Linked DNA regions of Mus musculus: region 2 is linked to region 1. The links are chromatin loops, found by intact Hi-C in ENCODE. Cell type or tissue: heart. All regions are shown on one strand. Links, peaks and the distances in the headings refer to the core of each region. The heading gives the core; the rest is flanking DNA.

The links. Hi-C counts contacts between places; a loop is a spot of excess contacts. Peaks named below come from ENCODE experiments on the same cell type or tissue, not always from the same donor. Only the 100,000 strongest peaks of a DNase experiment are listed, where the experiment ranks them.
Region 2: a loop joins it to region 1, with 4 times the contacts of the local background. A loop is called at or near these places in 2 of 42 quality-filtered maps.

Annotation. Positions count from the first base shown.
Region 1 is chrX:56,779,009-56,795,713 of GRCm38, reverse strand. It overlaps Fhl1 (four and a half LIM domains 1), which reads right to left. Exons shown (of 7, transcript NM_010211.3): 3 at 7,544-7,725; 4 at 6,396-6,570; 5 at 5,668-5,837; 6 at 5,064-5,250; 7 at 2,368-3,870. The coding sequence starts at 7,699. The coding sequence ends at 3,716. It also overlaps a transcript of Map7d3 not described here. Among named protein-coding and RNA genes, the nearest start is that of Map7d3, 35 kb to the left of the region's middle. In heart, for the core only: no CTCF peak of the experiment used is centred there; a DNase peak (open chromatin) is centred at 9,303.
Region 2 is chrX:56,718,265-56,734,969 of GRCm38, reverse strand. Gm36289 (a long non-coding RNA gene) reads left to right here and starts at 11,362. Exons shown (of 3, transcript XR_386935.2): 1 at 11,362-11,986; 2 at 13,660-13,801; 3 at 14,551-14,834. It overlaps Gm26312 (a small nuclear RNA gene), which reads right to left and starts at 9,897; the gene lies at 9,735-9,897. It overlaps Fhl1 (four and a half LIM domains 1), which reads right to left and starts at 3,209. Exons shown (of 7, transcript NM_010211.3): 1 at 3,102-3,209. In heart, for the core only: no CTCF peak of the experiment used is centred there; a DNase peak (open chromatin) is centred at 3,609; H3K4me3 peaks cover 573 bases; H3K27ac peaks cover 1,555 bases; H3K27me3 peaks cover 222 bases.

The DNA.
Region 1 (16,705 bases), core at 4,395-12,394:
ATAAACCTAGGCTGAGTCAGTTGGTATGTTCTTATGACCACATTTCTTCATGGAATAATTGTGACTACTTATGACCTGAGATGCCCATCAAAATTTGAGCTTCCATTATCAGCACCATCATTTATTCCAGTGTAGGAACATTCGGGCTACAGTATGTATGCAGTGATCAGAGAACAACTTTTGGAAGTCGGTCCTCTCCTTCCAGCTTTACATGGTTCCAAGGATCCGATGGTCAGGTTTGCATTATCATGTGCTTCACCCGGTGAACCATTCCACTGGCCTGAAGTTCTAATCTTAAAATGTGGTTTGTCCAGGCACTGTAGCACCATGCCTGTAATCCCAGCACTCTAGGCGACTCTAGCAGGAATACAGGAAGTTCCACTGAATGAACAAATCAATTCAGTCTGTTACTCATGCTTCACCTCGGTAAGTTTTGCTTTTTTATACAGTTGGCCTCCTTACTTACCCCTAATCTCTGTGAACTAGTGTTTATAAGGCCATGGCAGCCATTCCCCGCTGTGGCTCATAGAGTAAATGGAAGACGCTAATATAGTTTGGTGCTGAGTGAGGACAGAAGCCTTGCTAACTGATTGCACGTTTCCCTGCTACCAGTTGCCCCACTAAAGCTCTCTTATGACTGTGCCATATGCACTCATTTTGAAATGATTCATTCTCATTTTAAGAATGAAGAAACAAGCTTGGTGAATTGTCACCTGCCCAGGATGTGAACCCAGGCAAGCTTGCTTGAGCCCTCACCCTGTTAGCCGTAAGTTATTATGTCCTTGTTTCAGTGATGCTTCTCTGCTGATAGTGTAGTGACTTGATATGTAACCTCATTTCTCCTGAGCTGTCATGCAATAAATGGGTGTCTTCTAAAACTAGTGGCTACCCTGACGACTTTCCTTATGGTATGTCCATTTCTGTGATAATGCGGTATCATAATCCGATATAGTAATAATATGGCCAAAATGACCTCTCTTCTATGAGCTGTGTAATAAGCTCATAGCAAGCTTGATCTCTCTGAACTTGTGCTATTCTTATCTGGAAAGTGGGCCCAGCATTTGTAGTGAGATTAGACCCAGTGTGTAGGACCTGTTTGCTTCTTAAGATCAGTGTTAGGGGCAAGCAACTGCAGAGACAGATGCCTGGTGGATCTGTTTCTTGGGGATGGAAGGCTGTTATGTTGCAGACTGTGGACTAAGTGGAAGAGATGGGTTTGGGTATTTTAGGCAGTGTAGCTTTTCTTTCTTACTTTTTTTTTAATTACATTTTTTATTTATGATTACGCACCAGAAGAGGGCACCAGATCCCAGTACAGATGGTTGTGAGCCACCATGTGGTTGCAGGGAACTGAACTCAGGACTTCTGAAAGAGCATCCAGTGCTCTTAACCGCTAAGCCATCTCTCCAGGCCCCAGCGTAGCTTTTCTTTGGCTGCTGTGGTGCAGAGGCATGGCCTCAGAAACCTACATGTATGCTCTTCACTGGTTTAAAGGTGTTTCCACAGGTAATTTCTCTAAAAAGAGACACACCAGAGGGGATGGTCCACATTCTCAATTGTCAGCACAAGAAGAAGGCTTGAGGTAGATTCTGACAAGTTTCAACTCTTGTCCCAGATGGGCTATGTTTCGGTTGAACAGGAGACCCCATTATTTCTCAAGATTCTGACATCCACTAAAAAGAACATTTTAAAAAAATTTACCAGGGGCTTGTGGTAGCCTAACGCTTTGCCACCCCCACAACCCACCTTTAACTGAAATGTAGCTTAGCAAAGTGCCCGAGGCCTTAGGAACGTCCTGTGGGAGGAAGGGCTGGGCCCAGAAAGTGAGCAGAGCAGGCACCCATTGCCAGTGGCTCCCTGGGCCCTCTTAACCCCTGGGGCAGAGAAAGGGTGTGGGTAAGAATATGAGCTGCAGGTGTTCTGACTTCGTGGGTTGCGCATTATCTCAGGCCAGCCTGCTCTTCCCTGTCTCTCAACATAAGACTTGGGCTCAAAGCACAAGCCAGGTCAAGGTAGGGAGGACGGGGTGATGATACAACACAGGAGTCCTGGGCTCCAGAGAGCCAATGGGAACGGAATAGAGGGAAGAAGAATCATAATGCCTCCTCAAGCGGCCCTATTTGGGATTCCCTTCCTACCCATCCTGCTCAAGCAAGAATTGTAAGTTCTTGCCTTTTGTAGGACATGAAAATCCAGGAAACACCCTGAAGCGGTTTTTGTTTTGAAAACTGGACCAGAGTGGTCCTACAGCTTTGTACATTGCAGTTAACTATTTCCTTGAAGTCAGGAGCAAGGTCCCCAAGTTTCTGGAGTAGCAGTCTATTACATTCTCATGCTTCCTTGGGCAGAATAAAAAGACAGGAGGCGTGCTCTTTCTATGCTGCTTTATTTTTGTAAGGATACAATCAAACAGTAGATGGAAACAGCTAATGACAAATATGGAAATGAGGTGTTGGCATCTATAACCACTCCTACAGTAATATATGAGTGTGTGTTTTCATTACATCTTTACTTTGATATTGGCTCGTTATATATGTAATAAAATGGAGAGTACAGTTAAGGAGGCAATCCTGCGTTTCAGAGAAGGGGGTGAAAACCCAGTCCTGCCTGTGAAGGATGACGACCACCTCCGACAGCCCCAGAGTCTAACTGCAATTCTGGAGGGAAAGTTCTAAGAATCACAAGCAAAGGGACTTTGCACTCTTCCTGGATGCAGACAAAGAGCAGACAACGGTTATGTTACAAGGACTTCACCTTGTCCCTACTTTGATGACAGCCCTGTGCCTGCTCAGCTGCGGCTCTAGAGTTTTTGTCATGTCTACAGGATGAATCTCAAAACTGCAGGAACGTTTGAGGAGGCTCAAATATTGTCATGCAAGTTTCCAAACCCATAAACTATTTTACTACTCATTAAAACAAAATTTAAAAAAAAAAATTAAAAAGGACAGGAGAGTTAGTCTTGTTAAGCTTCCGAAGTAGTCACTGTGGTGAGTTTGTTCTGAAACAGGCTCGTTTTCTCAGATCTGCTTAGATGCTTCAAATCACCTGTGTGTTCCATGCTTTAAAGTAGGAACGCTCAGAGAACACGCCACGTAAGGGAGTCAAATGTTAGTATGGGGGAAAAGTCACTTGAGAATTACAACAAAGTTCAAAATGTTAATTCTCTGGAAATCTGTGTTAGTCGTGTGAAAGCACAAAAGAACAGAAGGAAGGTCAGAGTTTTGATAAGGAAGTTAAACCATGCATTCTGGCAAGTTCTTAACTGCCCAGAGAAGGCGAGAAGGGAGTTGGAGCAGCCGCTGCAACTCTTACACCGCAGTCACGTGACCGCACAGCGCATCCAGACTGAGCCCCAAAGGTGTCTCAGTGGGAGCTTTATCGCCTATGCTTCTCGTTTACATCGTGAAGTGGCTACATGGTTAGCACTTTTCTGCTCTATGAGAAACATGCAGAAGAGTCAGTCTAAGGTTTTGTTTTTCCAGTGCAGCAACAGAGAAATTATTTTTGCTGCAAGGTTGCTCTTTGCTAAATCTTAATATGATCACTGTGTGTCCTTCGTTGATTAATACTGTAAAATGGGAGAAAAGACGGAAAGAGCAACTTTAAAGAGGTGAAAGCCCACTCTTGCCCTATGGATGGTACAGAGGGAGGGAGGGAGCAAAGGACACAAAGAATGGTTCCAATGCCATTTTACAGGACAGGAGCCCCTGTCAAGTTACAGCTTTTTGGCACAGTCAGGGCAATACACCTGCTCATTATGAAATACAAAGCGCTTGTTGGCCAGATTCACGGAGCATTTTTTGCAGTGGAAGCAGTAGTCGTGCCAGGATTGTCCTTCATAGGCCACCACACTGGAGCCTTTACCAAACCCTGTGGGAAAACACAAGAAAACAGAAAGACAGCTGAATGAAGACCGATGAGGAAGCCAGGAGTCAGAGATAAAATGACAACTTGCCCGTTCATAGAGCCGACAGGCACACAGTCAGTGTCTGCCGGGCTCTCTGCTCCCCTCTACTCGACCGCGCATTGTCCCCCGCGCCGCCACTGTCCCCCGCGCCGCCGCAACCCTTCTATGGCTGTCAAGGACCTGAAAAGATGCCAGAGCTCAGCTAATGGCTTCCTTGATTTAAAGAACCCCTGTTCCCATACCACCACCACTATAGCTCTGTGACGAACACCGACCTCCCAGCATAACAAGTCTTTATAAGTCAGGGCCATGACATCAAAGTGGCCACCAGGAGGCAACCTTGGGCTGTTTGTAGGGTGTACACTTACCGGGCCTCGAGGAGCTGCTAAGCTTCGATTTTTTCTATAAAGAACCACCACCCACGAGGGACAAGTCCTCTCTCCACCCGGATGCCTGCCCCGGAGGTTGGCGCTGGGAAACAGGGTGAGAGGCAAGCGTTTCCCGTGGCACACTGGGGACTTCCTAGCTTTAGAGACTGGGTGGCTCACTCTTGACACAGTCCTTTTCCCTGAGGATGGCAAAAGTCTTCTCAAATGTACATTTCAAGGCTCCCCAGGGAGATGGGAAAATTGGGAAAGGGCTCAGGGCACGTGGATCGCGGCCGCAAGATGAGGAATGAAGTGATTAGCTTTGCTTATGATCACAAGAAAATTAAAATTAAATAAAAATGACCCTGCTAGCAGACCCCTCTGCTCTAGCCTTCCATTATGGGGTGGTATAAAGCCAGGTTATAGCTTTCCAGCCTCCCTAACCCTCCCCATTCCCTCTTAACACCCACCCACCCCCACTAGCTCCTCCCACCTGTTTCCTCTTGCCCCACACCCTTCACCCCTGTGCACTGCCGTGATTTCAGGTTTGTGAACTCCTGGCATGGTTAGTTGGTCAACAGTAGTCAGGAAGTGCTCTGCATTGCAAGGGTTAACCTGGCCTGGGAGACAATCCAAACTATTTGGAGAGGCCTTTAGGGCCACAATGGTAGGGGTAGAAGGACATTGTCTAAGGCCTTTTGTGGATGGAACCGACGCCAGGAAAATGAGAGATGGTTACCATGCGCAAAACCTAGCCTGGCAGACTTAGCAAGGACTCTTTAGCCTACCAGTGATGGGGTTCTTGCATCCAGCACACTTCTTGGCCACAAAGTTCTTGTAGCAATCCACGCAGTAATACTGGTCCTCCACAGCGGTGAAACGCTGCCCAGCCAGCTTCTTAGAGCAGGTAACACACACAAAGCACTCGGCATGCCAGGGCTGATCCTGGTAAGTGATTCCTCCAGATGTGATGGCCTAGACCAGGGAGTGTAGCACCGGGATTCAGATTCAACAACCAGGCACTGTGCTGGATGCTTCGGGATACAGTATCTCATTTCATTAGCACTACAGCCATGGGAGGAAGGTGCTATTATTATCCCCAATTTACAGATGAGGAGACCAAGGCCTAGACAAGGTGCGCCTCTTTGGAAAGGAATAAAGTGGAGGCCACAGGCCTCCAGAGCCAGGGCTGCCGGCTCAGAATAGAGAGACACAGACAATCAGCTGTGGCACTGCTTTCTAAGCCTCGGCTCCTCGTCTGTAAAATGGGCACAATAATTCCTACGTCACAGGGCTATCATGAAGATGGAATGAGATAATGTGTGTGCAAGTGCTCTGCAAACTGCCAACCTCCAGGGAAACAGCACTTGATGCAAACCTACCACAACATACCTTGTTGCACTTCACGCAATGTTTGGCGAACTTGGTCTCATGGCAAGTCACACAGTAGAAGTCCTCCCCTTTCGGGAAGAAGCTTCCGGTCCCAATGACTTGCTTGCAGTTGCTGCAGGTGAAGCAGTCTTTATGCCAGACGGTGCCCTTGTACTCCACGTTCTGGTCTCCTGCAGGGGGAAACAATGTGATAGCCCCACTGCCAGGCTCTGCAGGGGGCTGCATCCACTCAGCTCCCCAGCCCACCCCCAGAGGTGAGGGGATGCAGGGCCCTGCAGTCAGTGGCCTCATCCTATCTGAGTGCTACTTGCAGTCATGCCAACCCCGGGCTCTGTCACAGGTGGGGATCCTGGCAGGACCATTTAGGAGAGGTACCTGAAGCCCCACGCCCCACTTCCACCATTGCAATGACTTAATAAGTTTCACTACGGGTCTGCCTAACCCAAAAACGCCTGAGGAAGAAGCATGCATGGATCACTTACTACGCCCAAAGGAGGAAATGCTACATACTTCTCACTTCATTCTCTGGCCACAGACTGTTCTCTCCAGTGCTCGTTAGTCTCCGAGTGTGTGCGTGTGTGCGAGCATATATATGTACGCATACATACACGTATGTATATGTGTACATATATATGCTAAAATCTCAAAGCAGCTCACAGCAAAGTTAGCCCCACCATGACAAGCAAGCACACAGCATGTCTGCCTTCAGGGTGGGAGGGGGCCAGTACCTGCCACAATGGCCTTGAAGCACCCTTTGCACCTGGGGGAGTCCTCCCGAGTAGCGCACTTGTTGCACAGGATCTTGCCATCCTTGGACACAAAGGTCTCACTGGCCAAGGGGTGAAGGCACTTGGCACAGCGGAAGCAGTTGTCGTGCCAGTAGCGATTCTTATAATGCACCTCCTGGACATCAAGCAGAGCAGGGTGGCCACTGTGAGGGGCACTGGGGCCAGTGGCAGTAGCCTTACCATCAGAGACCAGGTTCTCCAGGGCCAGGTAACTACTCACGCCAATGTCAGCCCCCTCCATGTGGGGATGCCCTGTGCTGAGTGCTTTTAGGAGTAACAGGAAGAGTAGCACTGGAGTGAAGACGAAAGCCTCACAGTTCCCAAAGTACATAAGAGGAGGGGGGAGAGCCCCCAGCCCAAGCCTGAAATCCAAAAGGCTCCGGAATCTCAAGCGTAAACGGGTTAACAGACAGATCTCACAAGGAGAAAAGGACACATCTGATCTCGTGGGCCAGGTCACGGTCACAGTGTCAAAGCACAACACACAGTTTATTCTGTGTCCCTGGGAAAAGTAAGACCCTTCCAGTCCCGTCAGCTAGAGCACAGAAATGACATTCCACAGACAGTAAAGGGAAAGGAGGCCAGAGGCTGTGAACTTGAGAGAAAGCATGCGGGAACTGGAGGATGCCCAAATTAGGATGGAGGAAAAAAAGGGAAAGGGGAAAAATGATAGAATTATATTTAATTTGAAAGACAAAAACTCTATATAAAATCACCTTCAGGCTATGTATATATGAAATGTAAATGAATTTTGTGTTTAGACTTGAGTATCATTTTAGTACCCTTCATTAAATATGTAGAAGTATTATAAAATAAGAAATCCAAAATTAAACACTTCTATTGCTAAGCTTTTCGGCTAAAGGCCATTAAACCTATACTATGAAAGAGCTGGCAGTGCCTTAGCAGGCCATCGAGTCCAATGTCCATATTATAGATTTTTTTAAGCTAGGGACATCAGAAGCACCTGCCTCAAGTACTTAAGGCTGCTGTGATGAGAATTCAAATTGGCAGCGTTGCTGGCAAGGCTGCAGGAATACACCTGAAGCCCACCCAGCCGGTCCCGTTTCCCCATCAGCAACAACAGTTACCTTGGCATCAGCGCTTATGGGCTTGCGGCAGTCCACGCAGGTGTTGGCGCAGAACTTGTCAAAGCACTTCAGGCAGCAGTGACGGCCATCCTTCTGCACGTACTTCTTCCCCTGCAAGGGGTCCCTGCAGTAGTGACAGTCGAACTTCTCCGACATGGTGCCCACCTTATAGCTGGAGGGACCTGTAGGGACAAGCAAGCAGGACAAATGAGTAAGGGAAACACAAGGACACTCTGCCATAGACAGCCCTGGAGGTCCCAGGGCACTGTTGTCAAGTAGCTAGGAAAACCCTGAGTCCTCAGGGTCCAGCTTCCATTTAAGCCTGGCTAATTACCAAGTGTCACAGCAACAGATACTTCACTATGGCTCCCAGGAAGAAAAGGCCTCTGATTTGAACTCTAAGTATCACATGTAAAGGGGCCAGTAATTCCCTAGGGACATGTCAGAAATCACGCTGCTGACTCAGAGGACAAGTGGGCCAGACCTTAGGCTAAGGTCACCACACAGAGGGATTCTGGGAGATTCATCCAGGGTTGAAAAGTAACCAAGAATGGAAAGGGGAATGGGAGGGTAAGGTGGAGCAGGAAAAAAAGACTATTGGGCAGGGCAGGTGTACTGCGTGCATCCACTGGTCTATGCCATGTTCTACTGCCTTGCACCGACACTTCAAAAGAATGGGGCACAGCAGGGGCCCACCACACAGCCAGCCAGAAGCCTCCCTGCCAGTTTTGACCTCATATTCTGTCACCTTTTAGGGTGGGGGCAAATATGTTCGGGTGGTCTCACTTCCTTCCTGTCTATACAGTTCTAGTCATCCGAACAGAAACTTAACAGCTAAGTCATTACCCCCAGGCACCCATGCAGCCCTCATGAACTTGTTTCAAATGTTTAAGTGGACAGAAGCAGCTTCAGTCCTTGGAAAGAGCCCAGACAGTTTTGTCCCAGATATTTTCTTGGTGGCTGAAGTTTGGCCAACAGGCTCATTCTGCAATTATGAAGGATTTGTCACAGTGAAGTAGAGTTTTGTGACACATCAAAATCAAATCTCTCTCAGATCCAGACAGTGAGGGCTGGCCTAGCTATGCAAGTATTACCTTTTGTCATATCTGCTGCTCTAAACAGCAAAAAAAAAAAAAAAAAAAAAAAGTTTTAAGTATAATCTGGAAAACTGACTTTTGCAAAGGGCTAAAGTCGCCATTCCAAGAACCTCCTCCTCCCTCATATGATCAAACTCCTTTCGCTCCCCACCAGCATCCCAGCTGTGGCCCCAGACAGCTGTAAGTAACAAGCCTACAGACTCCCACAGCCCTGCTAAGGTCTTCTGCTGCCAGTCCCTTTGCCAAACCATTTTTTTTTCTAGAGAATCCTGCCACCAGGAAGGGTTTCTATTAGTTCCCAATTTCTTCACACATATGCTAATTTTTCTTCTCCCATTAGAAAAGGAATTTGCATAAGCAAATAGACAGCAATTATTTAATTTGTGTTAGAAACACAAGAACTGAAACCATTTGAACTGAAACTATTCATCCTGCATGTACTTTAGAGAAAGAATGGGGAGAGAAATGAGCAGTTGCCTGTCTGTACTCACCGCAGCTCTTCCACCAACTGAATGGCCCCAAACTCCTGCTTTGGGTTCTATTCCCAGGTTTTTTTTTTTTTTTTAAATGCAACCACATGTCCAAGTTGTTTGGATTCTGCTGCCATAGGCAACCAAATAGCAGAGTGAGCTAAGGAAACCACACCCTTTGTCTGGGAACGCGCTTGGGCTGAGGCTGGTGAACTCTCACTTGGACTGTCAGTCTCTTATGCCAGTCTCTCTCCGCAAGGGAAGGTGGGGCCATGGAACAAACACAAAGTCCACTGACACATCCACTACCCAGGCCCCTCATGTCAGAGAAGTGACACAAGAAGTAAATGAGGGACATTTTTGTATAACGACCTTTGCTTGGCACAGTTGTATCGCTGTCAAGTCAATAGGGAAAATGAGAGAATCGCTCTTGCTTGGGCTTTTCTCTAAAATCCCCAGCCATGTTCCCTTGTGTATAGAGGTAAACACAAACTACACACACACAAGGAAGCCCAGTCGATTTTCTTGAGTTACCAAGTAACTTTGAGGCATCTGTTCCAACTTCTTGTGGCTTACAGGCACAAGTACCCGTGGCCATGACTGCCTGTGGGAAACCCCTTTCCATCTGTTTGAACTGGTCTCTCCCATTTGTTTTCTTCTGCCATGTGGAAATTGTACAATGGTTGTGTACATCAACAAAGATGGGCTTTCTTTCTAAGACCTCATTTGAAAACCCAACTGATTCTTTAGATGCCAGCCAGGTAGGGGCCAGGTCAGTCCGGTGGTACAGACCTGTAATCCCTGCTCCTCAGGGGGATTATACAGAAGGATGGAGGTTCAAGGCCTATCTGCTCTATAGAGGGAATTCAAAGCTAGCCTTTGCAACTGAATCAAACCGCCACCTTGTGATTTTTTTTCTAAGTTTTAAAAGGCTGGGGATAAAAGGGCAGGATCTCTGTTTAACATGCATGAGTCCCTGGTTTTAATCCTTTAATCTTTTAAACCATAAACTAAATAAAACAAAAGACTAAGTACAAGGAACTCAAATGATCAGTGACTCTAAGTGCCAATGGCAAGGAAACAGAATTTGTGCAGCCCAGCAATTCCATCATCCATATTTGAAAAGCAAACATTCTCCCTTACTGAGTTGTCTATTTCTTGTTTACTATCACTCTCTTAATGTCTAGAAAAGCCGTAATGGATTCTAAATATTTTTCTATTTAAGAACTGTACTGATTCCCACCTAAAAGGAGTCCTACCTTTTGGTATTGCTGGGCACTCCCTTTATGGTTAAAATAGGTGCTGGGTCACACAAAAAGAAATAAAATGCTAGAAAACACAGCAAATTTCATTTATAGGTATCTAGTGGTTTTGTCTTGACTTTGCTTTTAGACAAAGTCTAATGCTGTAGCCAAGACTGGTCATGAACTTGTAGTAAACCTTCTACTTAGACCTCCTACATGTTGAGATTTTTACAGGCATGAGCTGGTATCTAGAGGTTTTTAAGAAAAGGCTAGTTTACATTACGATTCAGAGTACCAGACAGATACCTGCCAAGCCTAAGAGCAAGGTTCCAGCCTTTTGACAATGTGACATGGTGCTTTGATGCACAAATGTGCAGAGTCACACTTATAGCTATCCTGGGATGCATGTAGTCTGCAGGTTGGTATAGACATGCCTATACCAAAGTGTATTAGAAATATCCATCAATGAAAATACACACCTCCTGTTCATTCCTTTAACACAGGTTTCTAAAGCACGCCAAAGACACATGAAATGAGCCAACTCCAAGTTAATGGTACTAGCAAAATTGTCCTCAAATCTCAGTGCTTTTAAGTTTTGGCTTTTGGCTGTCCATCTTTTTAGGATTTTTTTGTTTGTTTGCTTGCTTGTTTTTTGTTGTTTTGTTGTTAAGACAGGATTTATAACCTTAGCTGCCTTGGAACTTGTCTGTAGAATAGGCTGGCCTCTGTCTCCAGAGTACTGGGATTAAAGGTGTGTGCCACCACCACCTGGCTATATTTTTCTATTTTAAAAGCAGGAGAAATGAGGATCACCTCAGATTCCCCACCACAATATACTTGAGGCCAGACTCTGTATGCAGCTGGAGAAGATGGATTTCAAAGGGACTATTTTAGGACTGATTTTTAACAGTTGACTCAAGTCATTTCTATGTGTGGAAACAACTATTAATCAAGATAAAATAGGCACGTCTAGGAATGTTGGATTCCTCCTCAAATGCACAAACAATTTGGAAATACTTAAAGTATGTAGTAATGTTAAATACATTAACTTTATTTAGCAAAAAAATCTAAGTGAAACTTTGGGCAACCTAAATTATCCAACCTCTCATTTTTTCTAACTATATGATTATTTGGTACAAAACGATTGCAAAGCCTTATAGCATATGCTTTACTACATACAAAACTGGAGTAATATATTGCTTCTGGTGAGATAGTCACTGCACCAAAACCTCACATAAAATATAGGTACTTTTTCAAGACAAAAACATTCACAGGAATTAACATCAGGTGCTAAGGACAAACAACAGTATTGGCACAAAGGTTCCTAAAGGAGAATACATGTTCTAAGTGGTGGGTGCCAAGGAAGATGGAGTCATATGGGAGAGGAGAAGCTGGTGGTTTACCCCTCGCCTTCATTAGAAATCAGCAGAGAGAAGAAGGAACCAACCTCCTTGGTGGGCTCTCTACTCTTGCTGAGTGTCATGCTCTTCAGCATTTCTCCCTTAAGAAAGAAATCTACTCCTTTAGCAATTTTTAAGTACATGAAATGTTCAACCTTTTACACCCCACAAATTTCTAGACACCTTTGCTTTGACCTACAATGGTTTTTAACTTGGAAAGGTCATCTACCATGAAATGGAAATACTGCTACATGCACTGACACTGCCGCTTCCCTTATTGCTTCTTCTGGAGACACTGTGTCTGAGGGCACCTTCTTTAATGAATTTTAATCTCAGCGTAGCCTTCATTTGTACATGGAAGTGATGTCTCTGCCACCATAATGGAAGCCCAGGAACCTAGTTCAGGACCTTATATATAGAAATTATTCACTGTGCCCTACTGGCAGGCAGATGGGAAACGGTCATCCCCACTGACCTTCTAAAACTTCAGTGTGTGGACAGGCGCTCGGAATGGATTCTGGTCCAATGATCTGAGCCTCTATTTCTAGGCAATACTGGCTTTCCTTTCGGGAGAACTTTTTTTTTCTCTTTCATGAACCAAATTCTTTCCTACGTTTACAGGTAAATGAACCTGATACTAGGTCCTGAGTTTAAAAACAAAATACTATGTCCTGATTTTAAAATTCACCTCCCGTTATCCTAAGGTCCCCACATCTAAACAATACCTCTCTGTCATGTGAACTGTCATCTGATTTTTCTAAGATATCTTTGGTACAAATATGTTTAAGGAAAGTAATTCTGGATGCTTAGCTTAATACAGTTAAAATCTAGCTAGGTGATCAAATGTTACCTAGCCATTCTATGGTGTCAGCCTGACTTTTCTCAGGAAACATCATTGTTCATTTAATAAGTATGCTTCCCCCTCCAGAGAGAGAGAGAGAGAGAGAGAGACAGAGAGAGAGAGAGAGAGAGAGAGAGAGAGAGAGAGAGAGAATGAACGAACTTAATTTATATCCAGCATGCCAAAAGGTGCTTATAGAAACATCAGTATCTCAAAAACAGAATTTAGAGAGTGGAGGGGTGGATCTCTCAGTTGAATGCTTGTGTGAACATGAGGACCTGACTTTGGCTCCCCAGAACCCACATAAAAAAGGAAGGTGGACTGGTGTGAGCCTGAATCTTGTCCTAGCCAGCCAGCCAAGCTGAACTCCACGTTCAGTGAGAGACCCTGCCTCCAAAAATAAACAACCGAAAACACCCAACACTGACTACTGGCCTTTCTATAAGCACACATATGCACGTATGGGGACATATACACATATACACACATGTACATACATGTACACACACACTTAAGCAGTCTCACACAGATGTGTATACACACAAGAGAAAAATGACCTAGCTTCACACTGAATCATATACATATCCAACTAATACTTAGAAACAAAGAGCAACTGCATATTCACTAACTCAAGCACTTTTCTTAGTGTACACCTGTTAAAGAAGATTTGTATGTCATAAAGTCTTGTTTGGGGTTTCATATACTTTCTAAAGTCTTTCTTGCTAATAATATTCATTTGTCCCTCAAACCAAGTGGTTCAAATGAACTTTTCAGAAGAAAGTGGGTGCTCTATCTAGGCACCCTTCTTTCTCTGTGTGCTTTGCCTGACTGCTCTAACCAAGCAAACACTGAACACCACCCAGAGGGAAAACAAAAGCCAGCTCATTGCTCAGTGCAACACATCGGTGCCATAGCAATAAATGTTGGCTTCCAGAGAAAAGGACATAGTGCACTCCTCAGAACATTCAACAAATAGAAGCTCAGCTGATGAATAGGACACTTGTGTGACAGACACGCTAACACACACCTGGGGGTGTTGTCAGACATTTGGGAATAAACACCTAAATAGTCTCGGGGAAATGGAACTTATGAGTCAGAGCTGAAAATTTTGTAGAAAATTCAGCAAGAGTTTTTTATTATTATTATTATCATTATTATTGCTTAAAAATATAAAATGAACACAATGATCCAATGTTACTGGCAATGTCTCTAGAATGCCACAATTTGTTAAAAAAAATTAAAGCTCTTTTGAGTCACTGATGCACAGATAACACCATTTTAGTTCATGTCTAGTGTAAGAAGGGCTGCATATGTGATTATTAAATGAAACCATATCTGCGTTTATTCTTCCATCGGACAAAGCTGTGAACTAATACCACTCTGTCTGTCTGGGATTTTAAGAAGGCACTTCTCTTCAATTCCTCTCCTCTTCTCCCAACTCTTAGTTTCCATTTTTAGCATTAAAAGGAGGGAGGGGCAGTGGGCACTTGGCAGGCAGAGGCAGGTGTATCTCTCAATTCCAGGCCAGCCTGGTCCACAAGAGTGAGTTCCAGGACATCCAGGGCTACACAGTAAAACCTGTGTCGAAAAACAAAAAAAGGGAGGGGGTAGCAGGTGTATGAGATAGTTCGTTGGCCTGTGAAGAGAACTAGTAACTGCAGGATAATAAAAAATAATCTGAATTCTCTCTACACTCTATTCATGGACCTTGACTTGAAAAGCCAAAGAGTAACAGAAATTAAATTGATGGGGTTTTTTCAGACAAAAAATGTTTAATGCTGAAAGTATACACCTTTGCCCTTAAAATGTCCCGTTTGTGTGGATGGCTACGAAAAAATGAGTTCAAATCCAAAGACCTGAGCCTTCCTGTTGCTCAACCAAAGCCCATTTCAGAACAACACTGAGTTTCCTTCTGTGAGGGCTTCTCTCTCCTCTATGAAAGTAGTTCTTCTCTGCTTCTATGGACCAATGAACTTACCACAAAGCACACTGTTAGTTCTTAATTTATAAAAATCATATAATAAGTATTAAAACTGTTCTAACAATTTTTGTTATTTTATTATTATCATTATCATTATTGTTTTTGTTATCACCTAAGAGCTTAGGTAATATTTTTAGATAATCCAATTGTAACTAATCTACCAGTTGATGTGGAGTCAAGGCCCATTAGGGAAACTGGTCCAGCTGATGGGTTGGCAGATAATCACCACCTCAGACATGTGGTACCAATCCATATTGGTAAAACAATCTCTGAGGGTTATAGAAAAATCATCAAACAGCTTTTAAACACAGAAACAATGCAAGGAGTGTGTATTACTTAAGTGGGCAACTCCACCGCTCTACATGTGCTTGGACATACTGAAAAAGGAATTTCTTCAAAAGCTATTTCTATTGTCAATAATATCAACAGGCAATCCCAAGTTTCAAACATCAAACTTCCAAACATAAAAAAATAAAAATAAATAAATAAAAAGACTACCATCAGTAGTAACTTTGTCCCATAACCTGAAATTTGGGAGACAGGAGCAAGTGTTTGGTTTCTGCCCATCTGTCTCCCCCAGCGCCAAGCAGAGGAGCCGAGGGCAGCAGAAAAACAGCTCCACTCTTGGCTTTAGGCAGTGACACAGACAGTGCAATAGTTTCACAGCACTGGGCTTCCAGCCTCCAGCCCCTATCTCATAGGCATCTTGTTTAGGGCCGAAAGGATCCCTAATGCCAGGCTATAAAACACGAGGAAACCCTCACTCATGGTTTTTAAGGGACAGGAAACATTTTCAGCTAAGAATAACAAATACTATGTTTTCCATGACAAAAAGACACATAACTGATTCTTTAGAAAAATTAAGAATATTGTTTGGAAAAAAGGAAGACATCTTAAGTCATTTATGGATACTTTAGTTACAAATATAATCCTCCTTCCCTCTCCATACTCAATTTCCCTTTCCCTAAATGCCTTACGTTAGACTTCAAGTACTGTAGAGATGAATGACCCCAAAATTTCCTAACAACCCAGACCAAACAACAAAATCAAACTTCATTCCTCATATCACATTATATCTAAGTTTCCCAAGACATCCTGAAATGTAAAATAAGGTATAAAACAATACTAATCAATAAATTTAGCATCTAAGTTTACTTGAGGGAGAACACTTTCATCTCATCATTAAAACAGAACAAGAACGAAACAGACAGCAGCCAGGATTTACTTACCATTTACACAGCACTAAAATCACCCCATCCCAAATTATCTTCTAGACCAATGACAGATTCATTGGCCTGAAACAACTGTCCTCTAGATAAGAGAAATAACAGGGAGGTTTTTACCTGAGTGTCTTTGAGAAGCCATGGCTCAGAGGCCAAGTTCAGGAGCGGCACCCAGACCTGTCTTCCCTCAACCCCAGATGATAACGCTTTGGCTCATTTGTGAACATACATTTAAGGGGAAGCAGCTCACACAAAAATAACCAAGAGCAGATGTCCCACCCCTCCCCTGAGATCACAACCTTAATCCCACTAGAAAATTCTTAACCATTTTAGGTGATCCAAGGGAGAAGAATAGGGCCCAGTAAAAATACCAAACGCTACATATAAATACCTGTGGGGCTACTCAGCATCCAAATTAGCTTCAGAGCCAGAAAGGCCACATAGAAAGTCATCCCTGGACCGGAATAAAATTGGACTCAGCTCTGACATAGCTTAATGCTGAGCCATCCTTATTAATTTACTTTATATGCCACAGGAGCCTGCCTTTGGACCTATAAATAATGCATATTTGTCCTGCTAATGATGAAAGTAACAATAGGAGATGGACTTTTGCTACCAGTGTAATTAAAGGAAAACATTACAGTGAGAGCCTTAAGGCATTATAGACATTTAATGTCTTCCTGGATATGTACCGGCAAATAGCAGATCACTAAAACACGGAGCAACCATGGCACTCTAACTCCAGCATCAAACAGAACAGAATGGTATCCATTCCTACATCTACAATAGGGACTGTCAATCTTTGCTGCTACAGACAATGATAAAAACATGAATAAAGATATCAATCATCATACATATAGTAGCTCCACGTGACATCATTGGCTGGACACTGGAGATTGTGAACCG
Region 2 (16,705 bases), core at 3,524-11,523, 60 kb after region 1:
GGGGCAGAGGCAGAGAGACAAGGGGGGGCAGGGAGAAACCTTTTTTTTTCCTGCTCTGTTCAACAGGAGCTAAAAGAAAAAAAAATCTCTTAAGAAAAAATAATTACAATATTCTCCCTTTTATCCCAAATCCAAACAACTGGATAGTTCAGTTAACAAAAAAAAAAAAAAAAAAAAAAAAAGGGCAGACAAAAGTTAAGGAAAGCAGCCAACGAGATAACGACTAAAGTTCAAGCAAGCAGGAACATTTGTTCAACTCCCACAAGGTTATAAAAGCCAATGTTTCTGGCACTAGGGGGTGGGAGTCAAAGGAGGGGTGAGGGAAGAGGAGAACCAGGAGGAAGAGATTAGGAAAACAGGGCAAAGCCTCAGGAGATTAGCTGCCGTGCCTTCAACAAATTATTTGTTTTTAATGGCTAAACTTGGGCTAGGGACATAGCCCTATGATAAAGGCGCCTGCTCCACACAGGAGGCCCTGGGTTCCATCTCCAAGACTACAGCAAATGAATAAATAATTCTTCAAACCGAAGGTGCGAGGGTGGTGAGTTTCTCACGCAAAAGTTCAATTGACAAGTTACTTTTAAAAAAAAGATAACAGAGTGAACTCTCTAAGATTTAAAACAATTACTTCATTGTCCTGTTCGTTTCTGAAAGTTCTTCATCTTTTTTTCCTCCCATCTTACAACAGGTTCTCAAAAAGCCAAGTAAAAGACTCCCTTTGCTCCTTTTGTTTAGAGAGCAACTTAAGGCCCATTTTCCCACCAACATACTGTTCCTTTTCACCACCTTCAGCATTATTCCTCAGACAAAAAACACCAGGCTAAACTTAGATTGTGAAAATCGGTTCTGTCTCACTGTTGCACTGGGGCAGAATACACACCACAGAAATGTAGAATAGTATACAACAGCATAAGCAAATACATTTTTCTTAATCCTGTAGACCCACTTATGTATTAACATTTGCAATAAACAAAGTCAGTATCTTATTGAGGTGATCCATTAATTTACTATATATTAAATCATCTCCAAAGAACTCATATAAGAGGTATTTTACCAATCTGCACATTCAAAATTTCATCCCCCAATCTAGACTTGCTTTAAAAATGTTTTCCTTCTCCAAAAAGATTAAATCATGGAATGGAAGCCTAGAATTTCAGAAGCCATATATGGTTACAGATTCTATACGGTAGTAGTAAAATGTGCACTTACTCTGTAGTGCATTGTACAAACCTTGGCCTATCTAACAAATTCCCTGTTGCATAAAGATTCTATTTGCCCTTAAAAATGGTAAATAAATGTTTTAAAAGAGTGAAGGTAGACTAGATTGGAACCTTATGTAACGGAAACAGGGAAGCATTATATTCCTAGCACATTTAAGGCCCATTGCTTTTTAATGCATATTCTTAAGAAAATATGGGCACGCATTTCCAAAGACAAAATTACCAACCCCAATCCTTTTCAAATGTGAGGAATGGGGAGTAGCCTGTTCCTGGGGATGGGCAAGGATGAGAACTCCTTATCCAATTCCACGTGGCCCATAATTTAAACTTGTGCTACTCTGTAAACATTCTCATTTCCAAGGAACATTATATTTATATTTAAACGGCCTTAATCAAGATAACAAAAATATTCCCAGTATTCTCTAAACTCGCAATACATTTGATAACATGGAGAATTACAAGCAATTACAAAATGATAGCTCCAATTAGGAAAACTGGATCTAGTCCAAATTCAAATCAAAAGAGGCTCAGATAGTCCCGATGGCATCATTTAAATGAAGAGAACAGAGGACTTCCAGCAAAGACATGTGTTCCACTCTTGCTGCATTTCTACGACAGAACTCTTGCCCTTCAGGAAATCCCAAAACCAAATCTGAAATCACATTCATACACTTTCTTGTCTCCTGTTCCCAATGTGCTACCCTAGTTGTGTGTGTGTGTGTGTTTGTGTGTGTGTGTGTATGGCGGGGGGGGGGGGGGAGGTGTCGTTGTAATCAGAATGAACCCAAGAAACTTGAAAGGCCCAAATGCAGAAAATACACAGCACATTCACTGTTTCCCTTGGCCTTTCTCATTCAAACCTCTACCAGTTGTGGAAGACTAAGCAATGGGAACTTGAGAAGCAGAAACCTCTTCCCAGGAGCCCAGAACTGCATCTAGTGGGAATTTTAAGCTTTCTGAAATTGAAAGGTCACACCCAGCAGTCTACCTAACCCACTTTGCCAAGGCTCAACCAAGGCTCAACCTAAGTGCTAGAACCTTCCACTTGCCTCCATGCTGAAGCTGAAATCCAGTCCCCTCTCCCACCCCCATCCCCCATATCACTGCCATTCCCCCTCAGAGAGCAGAACCACGACCAGCCTTCTCCCTCCATCACCATTCTCCTTGCACTCCAGTCCTCCCACTGCCTCCTCCCCAGCATCCCCAAAGGGAGCACAGCAGTTCCCTCAACATCTCCAAGAACCAAGGCAGGTTTCACCTTCCTCCCCTGCCCAACAGGCGCCATCCTTAATGTAAAAACCAATGAAGCCCCCCCCCCATCGTCATCATCATCCCCTGCTCTTCTCAACTGCTGTTAGCTATCCTTTAAAAAGAAAAAGAAAAAAAAAAAACCAAAAACAAAAACCAAAGGTGTTCCCACCTCGCCCAACCCCCACTGCCCGCCATCCTGGGTGAGAAAACCAAAAGCCCCCTCTTTTTACTCCCACCCTCCATCCTTGCAGAGGAAACACCCAAAGCCGCCCCCCTGCATCCCGGCCCCCAGGGGAGCGAAAGCCCTGGGGAGGAGGCTTAGGCACGCACCCTAAGGGACCTTGGAGCCCCAGGTTCCTCAGCCCCCAACGTGGGCGAGGCAGCGGAGGCCGGAGGCCGCAGGTACCCAAGCCCAGCAGGTCCGCGCAGCCCCGGAGTAGCGGCCACGGAGCACGAGCTGCGGCTCCCCGGGGACGCCGGAGGCGTGCGCACACACACACACACACACACGCACACGCACACACACACACACACACACACACACACACGCACACACACGCGCGCGCACACACACACACACACACACACACTCGCGGAGGGAAAGCGGGCTTACTGTCTGGGGATGCTCACCCGCGCAGCTGTCTAGGCGGCACCGGCGGCCGCTGCCAGCTCCGAGACCAAAGCGCAGCGGCGACAGCGGCAGCACAGGACTGAGCCCCCTCGGCCGGGCGGTGGATGTAGGGCGCGGGAGGGGCGCACGGGGAGGGGCGCAAGAGGGTGGGAGGGAGGGAGGAGGGAGCACGCGCGGGGGCGGGGGCGGGGGCGGGAGCGGGGGCGGGCGCAGCCCACTCGGGGCGGGGAGGGGTAGGGCGGAGCGCGCGTCCGCCTGGGCTCTGCCCGTGGTGCGAGGGGCTGCGGTGCGGGCAGATCGCGCTCGCGCGCGGGAGCCCAGTCGGGCAAGCGCGGGAAGGGGGCGCGGCTGCGTGGGCCCCGCCTCGGGAGAGGCCAAGCCGCTGGCTAGGCGCGCACAGTGCGCGCGAGAGGTGGCCGCGAGCCCGCGGTGGCGCGGCTTCCCGGAGCACCCCCTGCAAGCGTCCGAAGGGCACGCGGAGGGCGGGCCAGGGGCGCCCACCGCCCCCCTCCCTCGCGGGCTCAGGCCTTCGCTGGCTGCTGGGGAGTCACGAGTCACTGCAGGCAGCCACGGCCAGAGCCCGGGAGGTGGGAGCAACAAAGAGAGACAGCCAAGGTGGCCTCTAGCCTCTCCAGGGGCCTCGCTGACCTGCACAGCCCAGTACAGCCAGTGATTGCAGATCTCTTGGTTCCCACCACACTGAAAGACCCACCGACGACCTCTCCCCTTAATAACAAGCTGGACAGAACGAAAAGAGCCTTTATTCAGAGGGCTTTCCATCATTCCTAAAGCTCTCACAGCAGAGCTTCACATAGTGACTGACTCCGTCGTTCTTTCCCTAGTTCAGTTCAGTGAGCCCTCAGCATGTGCCCAGTACTGTGCCAAATGCTGTAGATACAGCACAGTTGTGCACACACTCGGCTTTATTGGTGGAAGAAGACAGATTATGAGCAAGTGAGAAAATAAACACAGTGGGATAAACTGCAGGATAAAAGGGTGTATAAATAATGCGAGAAAGAAGGTAGTATTTAATCTAAGCCTTGCATGGTATAAAAGCAGTGGGTGTAAAGAACCAAGGGATAACTTTCCAAACAGAAGGAGCAGAGGCAAGGAAGCCAGGAGAATCCCACCATGTCAGTGGAGGGAAGTAGAAGGACTTGGTTAGAAGAGGGTTGAAGGAATTGCAGGTGAACTAGAGAAACCTGCTTTTTTTTTTTTCCTTTTAAAGAGGACCCGAAAAGGACCAGAAGGAAGGAGTAGGGTCGAGGAAAACTTTGAAAGGTGAGAATAGTCAGTACTTAGAATGTCTAGTGAGTCAGGAGAGAGGTTCATTAAAGGAATCCAAAGTCTTGATTTAAAAACATGAAGGCCAGCTAGGAGAGGGGAGAATCAGCCCTTTATGTGGAAGCAGATGAGGCGGAGCAGCTGTGTATTTAAACCAAGCAAAAGGTCTAAACACTGCTGTTAGCTCGTCCCCCCGTCCCCCCCCCTCCAGCTTCAAAATTCAAGTGATGGCCTCTTTTACCCGACCCAATAGCTACTTGCAAAATTCCTTTCTCTATCTTGCTACCCAGAGCCTACGCCTCTTTTCTCTTTCTGAGCCCTTAGGCTCACTGAGGTCTGGTATTTCTGGATTTGCAAAAAAAGTCTCCCCACACATTTCTTAGGAAAGGAGACTGATCCGCCCCAGGCCATCATGGGAAGGCCTGGAACAATTAGCACCACTTCAAGCAGCTCCCCTGCATACCAGCCCTGGGCTCAACCAGAAAGAAACAGCCAAGAGCACTCAGTGCAAAAGCTCTGGGTGGCTCTGGACAGAGAGCCAGTTACTGGAGATTCTCAGATCAAAGCCTGGGCTCTGGCAGGCCTAACAAGGTCGGCTCCACCACCTGTTTCTGCTCTGCCAATTCAAGTCCCAAGTGATAGTAAAAAGTGGAGAAAGGAAGACAATTTATTCTATGGAGCCACATTGAGAAGAACAAATGAAGGTCTAGTGACTCCCAAATCCATGTAACATGAGGATTAGGATTGAATAGAGAGCCAGAAGTATGTGTAGCTGAGCAGTGTTGGCCAAGTTGGGTATGATCTGGAAACTGACGCGCCACTAGACTCCAGTCTGTCCCACAAGGAAGTCCTGATTGTAGTAGTCAATACTGTGTGAAATCTCTCCTTGGCAAGCAGGTTCTTCCTTCAACCTTTCTCGTTGCCCAGCAGGAGATTCCTGGGACCATTGTGATTATTTCACAATCAACTAGCCAAAGGGAAGGGCACAAGTATCTTTAGAATCTGACAGGAAAGTACAGACCCTTTCTTAAGGAACCTTCCATTGCCCAATTGGTAGAAATTGTCCCTTTCTTTCCTTTCACTTCTTTAACCTTCTTTCTTTCCTCCTTCAACCCCCACCAACTCCGTTCCACACATTCCTGCCTGTCTTTCTTGCTTCCTGTCTTACCTCCCAGGAAGTCTTGGGCACCTGATGTGAGCTGTGCCCCACCTCTCCCATCACCCTAACTAAAGCTGCACAAGCAAGGCCAGCCCTGTTCTCCCTCTAGCTGGTCACTTTCTTGCATTGGAATTCAACTTTTGGAGGTCACAGAAACACACTGTTTCAGTTAAAATATATAGAACTGTGGTGGTGTTGCTGAATAAGTAGAAGGAAAGGAGTTGTTCAAGGGGTGAGTTTGTTTTAGAACATTTTTGTAATCATCTAATGTGAAGATTCACACACAGAGACACACACTCACACACTCACACACACAAAAGGATAAATTCAGGTAGTCTAATCTCAGATCTGAGTATGCTTGGATTTTTTTGGTTGAGGAATATAATAGACATGAGGAAAGGAATATTATTTGAGCAAGACGTTAAATACATGTAGGTAGTATAAGAAAAGGTATATTTTCTTATGCTGAGGTCATTATACAATGTTCACACTCTAAATTCCTAACTACAGTCCTAAGCCTATCTCCCCAAAGGTGCTCCCCTGAAGGTCAGCTCCAGTCACTAAAAGAAGTCTCTAAATCAAGAATCAGGATAGTGGGTAGACTCTACAGCCACAGGACAGATCAAGGTGGTGTCTCTCCAGATGTGCAGAGTAGAGCCTTGCTCTTGGTCTCTGCCTATATTCTGTCCAGTGGGCGTCATGGGGGTGGAGAGGGGTAGGAGTACGTCTGGTTATCTTGAGTGAGTGATGTCATTGAGTTCTGGTTATCAGGAGCAGCCTTGGATGTTGTGGGGATCCTGACTAAGCTAATTTTACATGTCTAAAAGGCATTTCTTACTATGCTCATTACAGATATTCAATTTCAATAGAACGTTGAGTCCTCTTAGAAATGGAAATATGGAGCATTTAATACACAAAACTATCAATCCTTTGCCTTCTTTTCAAAAAGTATTGTTAGAGAGAGGGCTAAAAAGATAGCCCAGCGTTAGCATGAGCCCTGCATTGTGAGCAGGAGAGAGAAAGAGGGAGAGAGAAAGAAAGTAACAAGAATTAGCACAGTTTATATTCATCATCTGATGTAGTTTCATATTAGATATTATGTTCCCCACCTTACAGAGGAATAGACTGAGGCAAAGAAACTGTAGAGTCAGGATTTAAAAATAAAACAGGGAGCTTTCGAGCCCACAATCCCAACCAATAAACTGTAACTCCAAAACAACAAAAGAAGAGTGCTCATCACTTTTACCACGGCAATTCTATATGGCTACTTATTTCAGGTCAGTGATTTGTTTTCTTAAAGTGCCCATGCATCCAGATCCCCTTCCACGAGAGACCTTCAGACCTAAAACACTTGGTCCATTTGAGGTTCATCAAGCCTCATGATAATGGTGGAGGGCAGCATGAGCTCAGTGAGTGCATCTACCTACCACTGAGGCCAACCATCCTTTCCGCTCAGAGCCTGTGCGGAGGGAGCTGCATCTACCTGGATGGAGACTGCACGGTTCCCTCCCCGTGTTGTAGTCACTGAAGTTCATCCTGCCTAAAGCCGTTTGTGTGAAATCTTCACCACCTCTACATTTCAGGAGTAGCTCAGCCTCTGGAGATTCAGAGTTGAACTACTCTGTGTCGATCTCCATCCCAACCAATTTCTCTTCTGTTTCCTGTCTCTGAGGTTGCTATGTCAGTGTTCAAAGTAAAAAAAAAAAAAAAAAAAATCCACTTCTTTTGATTCCCCATCCAATAAATTCCAAAGTCTGGTTAAATTCTCCTTCTGCTGGAAAGAACCTAGATGCCCCTCAACAGAGGAATGGATACAGAAAATGTGGTACATCTACACAATGGAGTACTACTCAGCTATTAAAAAGAATGAATTTATGAAATTCCTAGCCAAATGGATGGACCTGGAGGGCATCATCCTGAGTGAGGTAACACATTCACAAAGAAACTCACACAATATGTACTCACTGATAAGTGGATATTAGCCCAAAACCTAGGATACCCAAGATATAAGATATAATTTGCTAAACACATGAAACTCAAGAAGAATGAAGCCTGAAGTGTGGACACTATGCCCCTCCTTAGATTTGGGAACAAAACACCCATGGAAGGAGTTACAGAGACAAAGTTTGGAGCTGAGATGAAAGGATGGACCATGTAGAGACTGCCATATCCTGGGATCCATCCCATAATCAGCATCCAAACGCTGACACCATTGCATACACTAGCAAGATTTTATTGAAAGGACCCAGATGTAGCTGTCTCTTGTGAGACTATGCCGGGGCCTAGCAAACACAGAAGTGGATGCTCACAGTCAGCTAATGGATGGATCACAGGGCTCCCAATGGAGGAGCTAGAGAAAGTACCCAAGGAGCTAAAGGGATCTGCAACCCTATAGGTGGAACAACATTATGAACTAACCAGTACCCCGGAGCTCTTGACTCTAGCTGCATATATATCAAAAGATGGCCTAGTCAGCCATCACTGGAAAGAGAGGCCCATTGGACTTGCAAACTTTATATGCCCCAGTACAGGGGAACACCAGGGCCAAAAAGGGGGAGTGGGTGGGTAGGGGAGTGGGGGTGGGTGGATATGGGGGACTTTTGGGATAGCATTGGAAATGTAAATGAGCTAAATACCTAATTAAAAAAAATTCTCCTTCTGAACTAGTAAAGCCTCCCTTCCTATTCCAAGCTGCCCCTGAGAATCCCACACAGAGTCCATTGATCCCATAGCACATGAACCATGCCATTTAGCATAACAGATAATGCTGACGTACCAAGCAAGTTCATGTGCTATTTCTACCATGAAAGGAGAGGCACTGGAACATGTCCTTCCCACTTATATCTCCCTCCAGTTTCTTGGAATCTGGACGTTCTTTTAAAGGTATTTCTTGGAGGCAATAAAAAGAGAGAAACTAGTACAATAAACTGCCATGCATCAAACACTTTCTTTAACATATGATTTGTTTCTTTTGTTTAGTCTCCCTCTACCCATTCCCTCCAAACTACACATACACATTGGGCTATTTAAAATGAAATGCAAAATATTATTCCATAAAAAATAGTCCAGTACACATTGGTAAAAGATAAAGACTCCTCATACAATATTATCACATGTAACAGGAATTAACTAAAAAAAAAAAAAAAAAAAACACTCCCTTGCCATCAACAAATAGTTAGGTTTCAGAATTCCTTAGATGTCTCACAAATGTTTTTATACAGTTTATTTCTTCCAAAACAGGATATTTTAAAAGGCCCATTTAATTACACTTATTACTCCATTTTAAGCTAATGTTTCTTTGATGAGTAAATGGATAGGTATGTGGACAAATAAACTCTCAGCATCATCTCTCTTTTCTTCAGCAGTCTAAATTCTACCCATTTTACAAATAATCTGCTGAAATTCTTCTGTGACAACGCAATCCAAAGTAATCTCTCCCATTCTCCACAGATGACAACGGAAGTTGTCATCAAGACCTCTTGCCCCTATTGAGCTAATCTTATGTCACATTGTAAAGACAGTTTATCTCCCCTATAAAGTCTCCAGCTCCTAGAAGGAAAGTGATGAATTTTACTCATCAGTGTACAGAGCTTGGCCCCAAGGACAAGGCCTTGCTAATCTAGAACAACCACATAAGCTATTTCTAAACTAAGAAGAATAATCAAAATTATCATCCATAGATAGAATAGCAGAGCAATGTTTGCAGACATGGGCTCAGGTGTCAGTGTGGCCTTCTGTTGGTTTTGAGGTCCAGGGAAATATATAAACTCATGTGTCTATAAACATTTTTGATGGTATGCCTCCTACAATAAATTTGGCAGCCTGAGTATCCTTCCCTATATAGTATAAATTGATATATAGAAATCTTCCATTCTCAAATATCAACAAACAATAATTTATTTTTATTGTAAATATTTATATTCTATAGTAATGTGGTTACATCATGTTATTGTGGCTATCCAGTTGAATCTAAATGCTATAGCTATTTACTAAATACTATACTCAGCATCAGGCACATAAATATAGGCCATCAACTTCTTTTACAGTTGAGTATTTTACAGTGTTCTCTGTATTGCCTCCTTAAATTCATATCTCCATTCTCTTCTACAACAGAGGTTTGACCTAATCTAACTCATGCTTTGCATGTTAACTCTGATTTGATCATCTAGCACAGACTTTTTTTTAGTAGGGAGACTGTATTCATGCTTTTTCTCACTAGCATAAATTATTCAGTCAAGTTTCCCATATTAGGAGAAATTCCAGCAGTCAGCACACCTTTGGGTGCAGTGGAGACGCCCTGGGAAAACCACTTTCAGGTTCATGCTATCCTCCCTCCTCTGCCAGACATGTATGTCATTAATTAATTTATTTATTTATTTATTTATCTATTTATTTATTTTGGGCAGCTTAGGTGGGCTTCTAGCTCACTATGTAGCTGAGGATAACCTTGCACTTCTAATCACTCTGCCTTCGTTTCCCAAGGCTTAGAAAATAGTTATCTGGCATCATGTCTGGTTTATTGCTATATTTCTTTGCAAAAATGTACATATATTAAAATTAAACTTTTATTTTAGCATTAGGCTAGCTATTAGGAGATATATATATATATATATCCTAATATCTGTGTTACTAGAGATTTTAGGGACAAATCCTGGGATTTGTCATTCCCAACAAGTTATGGTCAAACCCATCTTCCCATATGAAAGTACAAGGAACAAGTAATACTAAAGGCCGAAAAGGGAGATTGAGTTGATATAGCCACTAAGAAAGAGGTCTGGTTACCCCGTGTTTGTCTCTGAGATTGTGGTTTAAATAAAAGGCGAGCAATGTGTATAACCAAGCAGCCCTGGCCAATGTGTACTCCCTTCCATCACTGACTCCATATTTTCTAGGCTCCAGTCTGTCCTTTACGGTGGTCTGATAAGTTGTTAGAACTATGTGAGATCTCTTCCTGTGAGGCAAGTTTCTCTCTGGCTGGTACCAGGCTTCAGCATCTCCCTCCTCCCAACAGGAGAGAAATTTCATTTTTGATTAAACCTTCTTTGGACAATTTGTGAGTACAAATTTTATGCTATTGTAAAATTTATTCCTAGGTAATTTATTCTAATACGGATGAAATTATTTTCTTAATTTCAGTATTGAATTGGTGATACAGTGCAGAATTACAAATGATTTTTATATATTGATCTTGTACCCTACAACCTGTCAAGTTCCCTTATTCCTGCGAAATGTATAAATATTTTTGGGATAGTTTTATATTATTTTTCTTTTAAATTTATTTTAAACTTCATTGTAAAAAATGTCGCAAAAATTGCTTACCAAAATTAAGCAGGCCCAACTCAATGAACAAAATTCATAGAAAACCATAAAAGCTAGGTATAGCCCAATACATAGCTGGGTGAATCACTTTATTGAGAATCAAGTTTCTTTGGCGATTTTTCTGTCCATGACCACGTTCATGAAAGTAGGTTTTCGATGGCCTCAGTTCTGGCCTCTCAGTTTACCAATAGCTCAGGTCATACATGGCTTTCCCTGACAAGATTTAGCAGTTCTAGCATCCATACCATATGGCACAAAATAGATGGGGATCTAACAACAACAAAAGTGTAACCCTCAATTCTGGCCCAATCCGGGTCCGGGTGTGCGTGTGTATGCGTGTGGAAGAGTAGGAAGCCTGATGCTCGACCCTGGCATCTCATGGCGGGGGGGGGAGGGGGGGGGAGGGCTCCCACGGACTTGTAACACTACCACCAGCTGCTCCTCTATTTTGATCTGTGAAATTTTCCCTCTATCATTTGACAATTACAGACTTGTAAATATATTTCAAAAGACTTCATGGATCACTGCAGCAGTACTGAGAGAGTCCAGCATGTGCCTACTTCACCATGGTTTCATCATGAAACCATTGGTTTATTTCCTCAGCATTTTGTTGTTGTTGTTGTTGTTGTTGTTGTTGTTGTTGTGCTGATTGGGTAGACAAGGGCTCTACCACATAATCAGGCAATACTTATTGTGGGCACTCTTTGCACCAATCCAGATTCTTGAGATACTAAAATCTTAAAATACATGATCACACCTGATCAAAGCACAAGCCTCTTTGGGTGCTCTATTTTAAAATATGAAATTTGTCTCCATAACATAGAGAAACATTTCCAGTCTGGTCAGGATGGCTAGATTCAAAGAGATCTGCATGCACACCATCTCCTCCTTTCTGCTCCCTAGATTCACCTGCTTGTTCGCTCTCAAAATAAAAGACCTTCAAGGAGATCAAAGCTCACCCTGGAAAGAAACCTTTTCTTTTCATTTTTCTCATCTTTCCCTTCAATTACACTGATGATGTCATTAAATGCTGAAATCACGTCTAGGAAAAAATATCCCTGCCACCTACTCAATATTCAGTATTATTCCCTAGGACCTGGAGCCTTGGGCTTTTTTTTAATGGTAAGTTATTTTAAAGAATTCAGTCATGATGATGAATTCTCGCTTCTGGGCAGACCTCTTACGCTGCCATCGTCTTGGCATTTCTTCTCTGATGAATGTGTACTTAGGCTGTGCGTGACATTTTTTCTGATGATTGTGTTTCACATCTTTTATTCGGCTCTAGAAATGCTAAAATTAGATGCATTTTTCAGTCTCTTGTTCAATGGGGGAGACAAAAGGCGTCCTCCGCTCTTTGCTATTTAACAGGCTGATGTGCTGACTAATTCTGCAGCAGCTTTCTCTATTAGTGCAGTTGCTAAATATAGCTGTTGACATGGTGTCTGATAAAAGCTAGTTAATTAAACAGCATTTTTCATCCATTAATATTTCCATTGTTGACTGTTTAAACACAAACAGTATCGCTACAGTAAAAGCAAGTCAAAACAAGGGCATCCACATATTAGAATATGTTAGTGTCATTTTCAGCCATTTTCCCTGTTATTTCAGAAATGAAAGCTGCTGAGAAATGCCACAGACAGCGCAGGCTGAGGTTACCTTTATGAAATTATGGGACCTGAGGGAGGCCAGAGAGACCAACTAAGGCGGCATCAACTATGACTTTAGTGGTTTGTTCTTTGTGGGGTTAAATCTTGTGCTATGTCCACATAGCTGCATGCAGACCTCTGCCCTACATGTTTATGTTACAGCTGTGCCTAGATCTGCTCAGCCTAGGTGAGCTTTCAGAGGTGGCTGAATCCTGACAGGCTTTGATTCTCAAGCTGCAGAGAACTTATGGCTCAGTCCATTTGAACAAAAATGGATGAAAATTAATTCTTGACTTGTTTTCTGGGGTGGAGAGATTTAGGAGTATGAATCATTGTTGGTCAAGATTCAGCCTATATTTGGGAATGGCTCAAGAGGTACTTCTATGTGAAGCTATGACAGGAAACGACTATCAGTGGAAGAAGTCCATTTTTTTTCCTGTTGTCTCCCCATAAAACTCAGCCCATAGGGTGTACTGTTAATTGCTATGAATGCATTAAAGATATAAACTACCTTATTTCTGTGGCTTTCAAAAAACAAATCAAGGATGAAGATACAAGCAATATTCTTTGTTAGTGCACCTGACATTGTTTAAAATTCTAGAGGTAAATGGTCTGTCTCATTTACTCCTTAGTAACTTCATGAAGCACGTAGTTTGTTTCTTAGCTTATTTTATTTGAAGAAGTTCACTGCAGTAAAACTTTGGAAGAGACCACAGAGTAATCAAAAGGGCTTGCTGCTATTTAGGCCCAGTTTTACTCCACTGTACCTGAATGGGTAGAGTTGGAGGGTACTTTCTAGTCATAGACAGACATGATCCCCTTTTCTCTGCCACTTTTGAAATGGCAGTGTGATTGGTTGTGATTGGTGATGTGGCCCATATTGACCACATTCCCCTCTGTTGGGGTGTTTCTGTATCCACTGATGTACTATTCCAAAGGTCTGAGTGGGTTCTCAAAACTAACACTCACTCATGCATCCCTGTGTACACTCACCCCCAGCTACCTGTCACCCAGTCCTTTGGGAGTCACGCAAAAATCTTCCCCATGACCAAAAATTGGTGTCTCATCTGATCCCTTCCATCTGGTGTACTCTCAGGAAGTGGCACTGGTGACACTGATGCCATCACTTGCTCTTCTTAATTTTTGTAGGGTGTCACATGACCACAGAGGTACATATAGACTGAAGAAGTTCCTCTGTTGTGCAGAAACCAACTCTTACAAATGGAACTTTCCTGAACCCTGCCATCCTTGGTCCTTCCGGTGACAGCCTGTCTCCAAAGGATTGTCCAGGGTCTGTAAACTTGAGTAGTACAGATTGACACAGCATTGCATGCCTGGGAACACTGTGAAAGACTTGGGAAGTATAAGCCATAAGCTACATAATAGAATCCCAGGACTCCACTGGCTTCTAAAGCAGAATAAAGCCATAGGTTCTAGCCTATAGGCCTTATAAGGCTCCCTGCTGGCTCCTTTCTCCGATTTCACCTCCTACCCTCTCCCAGGCCCTCTACACTTTTCACTTCCAAGCTTGCTTGCTTTCTTTCTTTCTTCCTTCCTTCCTTTCTTTCTTTCTTTCTTTCTTTCTTTCTTCACTTTACTTCTCATCATAGCCCCTCCCCCCTTGTTGCCCTTCTCCCAATTCCACCCTTATAAATCCCTCCTCCCATTACTCCCTCCCCTTCTCCTCAGAGAAGGGGAATCCATTCTTGGGTACCACCTGCCCTAGGGCATCCAATTCCAGCAAGACTAAGTATATCCTCTCCCACTGAGGTCCAACTAGGCAGTCCAGGTAGGGAAGGAGATCCAATGGCAGGCAACAGAGTCAGAGACAGCCCCTGCTCCAATTGTTAGGGGACCCACGTGAAGAATAAGCTTCTCAAAGGCTCCAAATGTGTGGGAGACCTAGGTCCAGGCCCTGCATGCTCTTTGATTGGTGGTTCAGTCGCTGTGAGTCCCCTAGACTCAGATTACTCGGTAGGTCTTCTTGTGGTGTCCTTGACCCCTCTGGTTTGCTCAGTGCTATCCCTTACTCTTCCACAGGACTCTCCAAGCTCTACCTGATGTTTGGCTGTGGGTCTCTGCATCTGTTTCCATCTGCTACTGGACGAAGCCGCTCAAGAGACAGTTATGCTAGGCTCCTGTCTGCAAGCATAGCAGACTATCATTAAAAGTGTTAGGGGTTGGCTCTCTCCCATGGGATGGGTCTCAAGTTGGGCCAGTCATTGGTTGTCCATTTCCTTTATTTCTGTTCTTTTTTTTTTTTTTTTGTTTGTTTGTTTGTTTTTGTTTTTCGAGACAGGGTTTCTCTGTATAAACCTGGAACTCACTTTGTAGACCAAACTGCCTCTGCCTCCCAAGTGCTGGGATTAAAATCGTGTGTCACCACTTTCTGGCTTAAATTAATTTTTAATTTTTCTCTAGATGCCACATATGATAGCTTATTTTGCTTAATGTTATCAATTCTTCAGTTCTATCAATTTTGTGACAATGCCTTAATTCAATTTTCCATGGATTTTTGTTTGTTTGTTTGTTTGTTTGTTTGTTTTTGTTTTGTTTTGTTTTGTTTTGTTTTTTTGGTTTTTTGAGACAAGGTTTCTCTGTATAGCTCTGGCTGTCCTGGAACTCACTCTGTAAACCAGGCTGGCCTCGAACTCAGAAATCTGCCTGCCTCTGCCTCTCGAGCTCCCGTGTGCTGGGATTAAAGGCATGAACCACCACCTCCCAGCTTCTGTTCCACTTTTATCACTGAACATCTTGTAGGCAGGACAAATTTTGGGTTGAAGGTTTTGTGGGTGGGTTGATGTCCTCCTCCTTCCTTGTATGAGAGGTGGCCACTTCAGTCTCCATATTTCCCTATTGGTAGGAGTCTCAGCTAGGGTCATCCACATAGACTCTCCAAAGCGTCCCCTGTCCCAGGTCTCCAGCTAGTCCCAGAGATGCCTTCCCCCCCTCTCCAGCCCCTCCCCTCCCCACACCTGATCGCCATCCCGATTGTCCCCCTCCTAACCTCCTCTCCCACTCAGTTCCCTCTCTCCATCCACCTCGGAGGACTATTTTATTCTCTTTCTGTGTAAGATTCACACATCCCCCCTTGGGTCCTTTTACTTAGTTTATTTGAGTCTGGATTATAGCATGCAAACTTTTGGCTTTATTTTCCTAGCTACCAAGACAATTCTCCTCCTCCCGCACCCTGATATCCTCATGTGGTTCCTAAATTGTCATTGTCCTATCAAAACAATACTCCCAAAGCTAGGTTATGTTTACAGTAGCCAATTTTTGCATCTTAATTCTGATTTCAACTTTCAGAACCAATCTGTCTGTCATCTTCTCATCTCTCCTACCACTATGTTGCCTTGTCAGAGGTTTTGGTCTCCTTGGATTGTTGTACTACCCTAAGAACCTAGAATAGCACTTGCTATTGAGTTGATAAGTGCTCCAGCATGTATTTCTCTTGCTGTAGTGGTTGTAGTGCCTCATATGGGATGCAGTGTCTCCTGCCAGCTATATACATGCTCTACCACCTAACTGTAGCCAAAGTTCATTGCATAAGTATTTATTGACTAAATAGAAAATTAGTTACTAGTCTGCTTATAGCCTGGATAAACAAGTAAATCATGGGTATTTGAAAGAAGAGGAGAGATATGAAAGAAAGAAAAATTTTATGAACCAGATTTAAGCTGGGAATTTAGGTTGAAATAATGTCTTATTGTGTATAGATGTGGCCAATCTTGATTACCAGTGGCTTCTTCAGAACCTCTGTCAAGAATTATGTTTTGAAAAAACAACAAAAAACAAAAAAACAAAACCCTAAATGTATCCAGAAGAATGGCATCCAAGCAAGAAAATCCTTTGAAAATATAAAATAATTAACCAGCCCTTCCTTAACTTTATCTGTTATATAAATAGCATTCTTGGTGTCAGCGTTCAAACAAGTATTGAGAAATTGGTAAGTAATTAGCAATTGACAAACTCTTGAGCAGTAATGATATCTCCAAACATCAGAAGGGGATTAATGAATCATCTCTGGAGAAGTCAGAGTCTCCAAGGCCTCCTGGGGTCATCATTTCAGGCTCCTCAATACAATGAGACAGAGGAGGACCTCAGCAAACTGGAGCCTGGGACAGGCTGAAATGAGTGAAGGCTAGAGATAGAAAAATCACAAGTCCCAAGTTTTTTTTTTAATTTTTGAGATGAT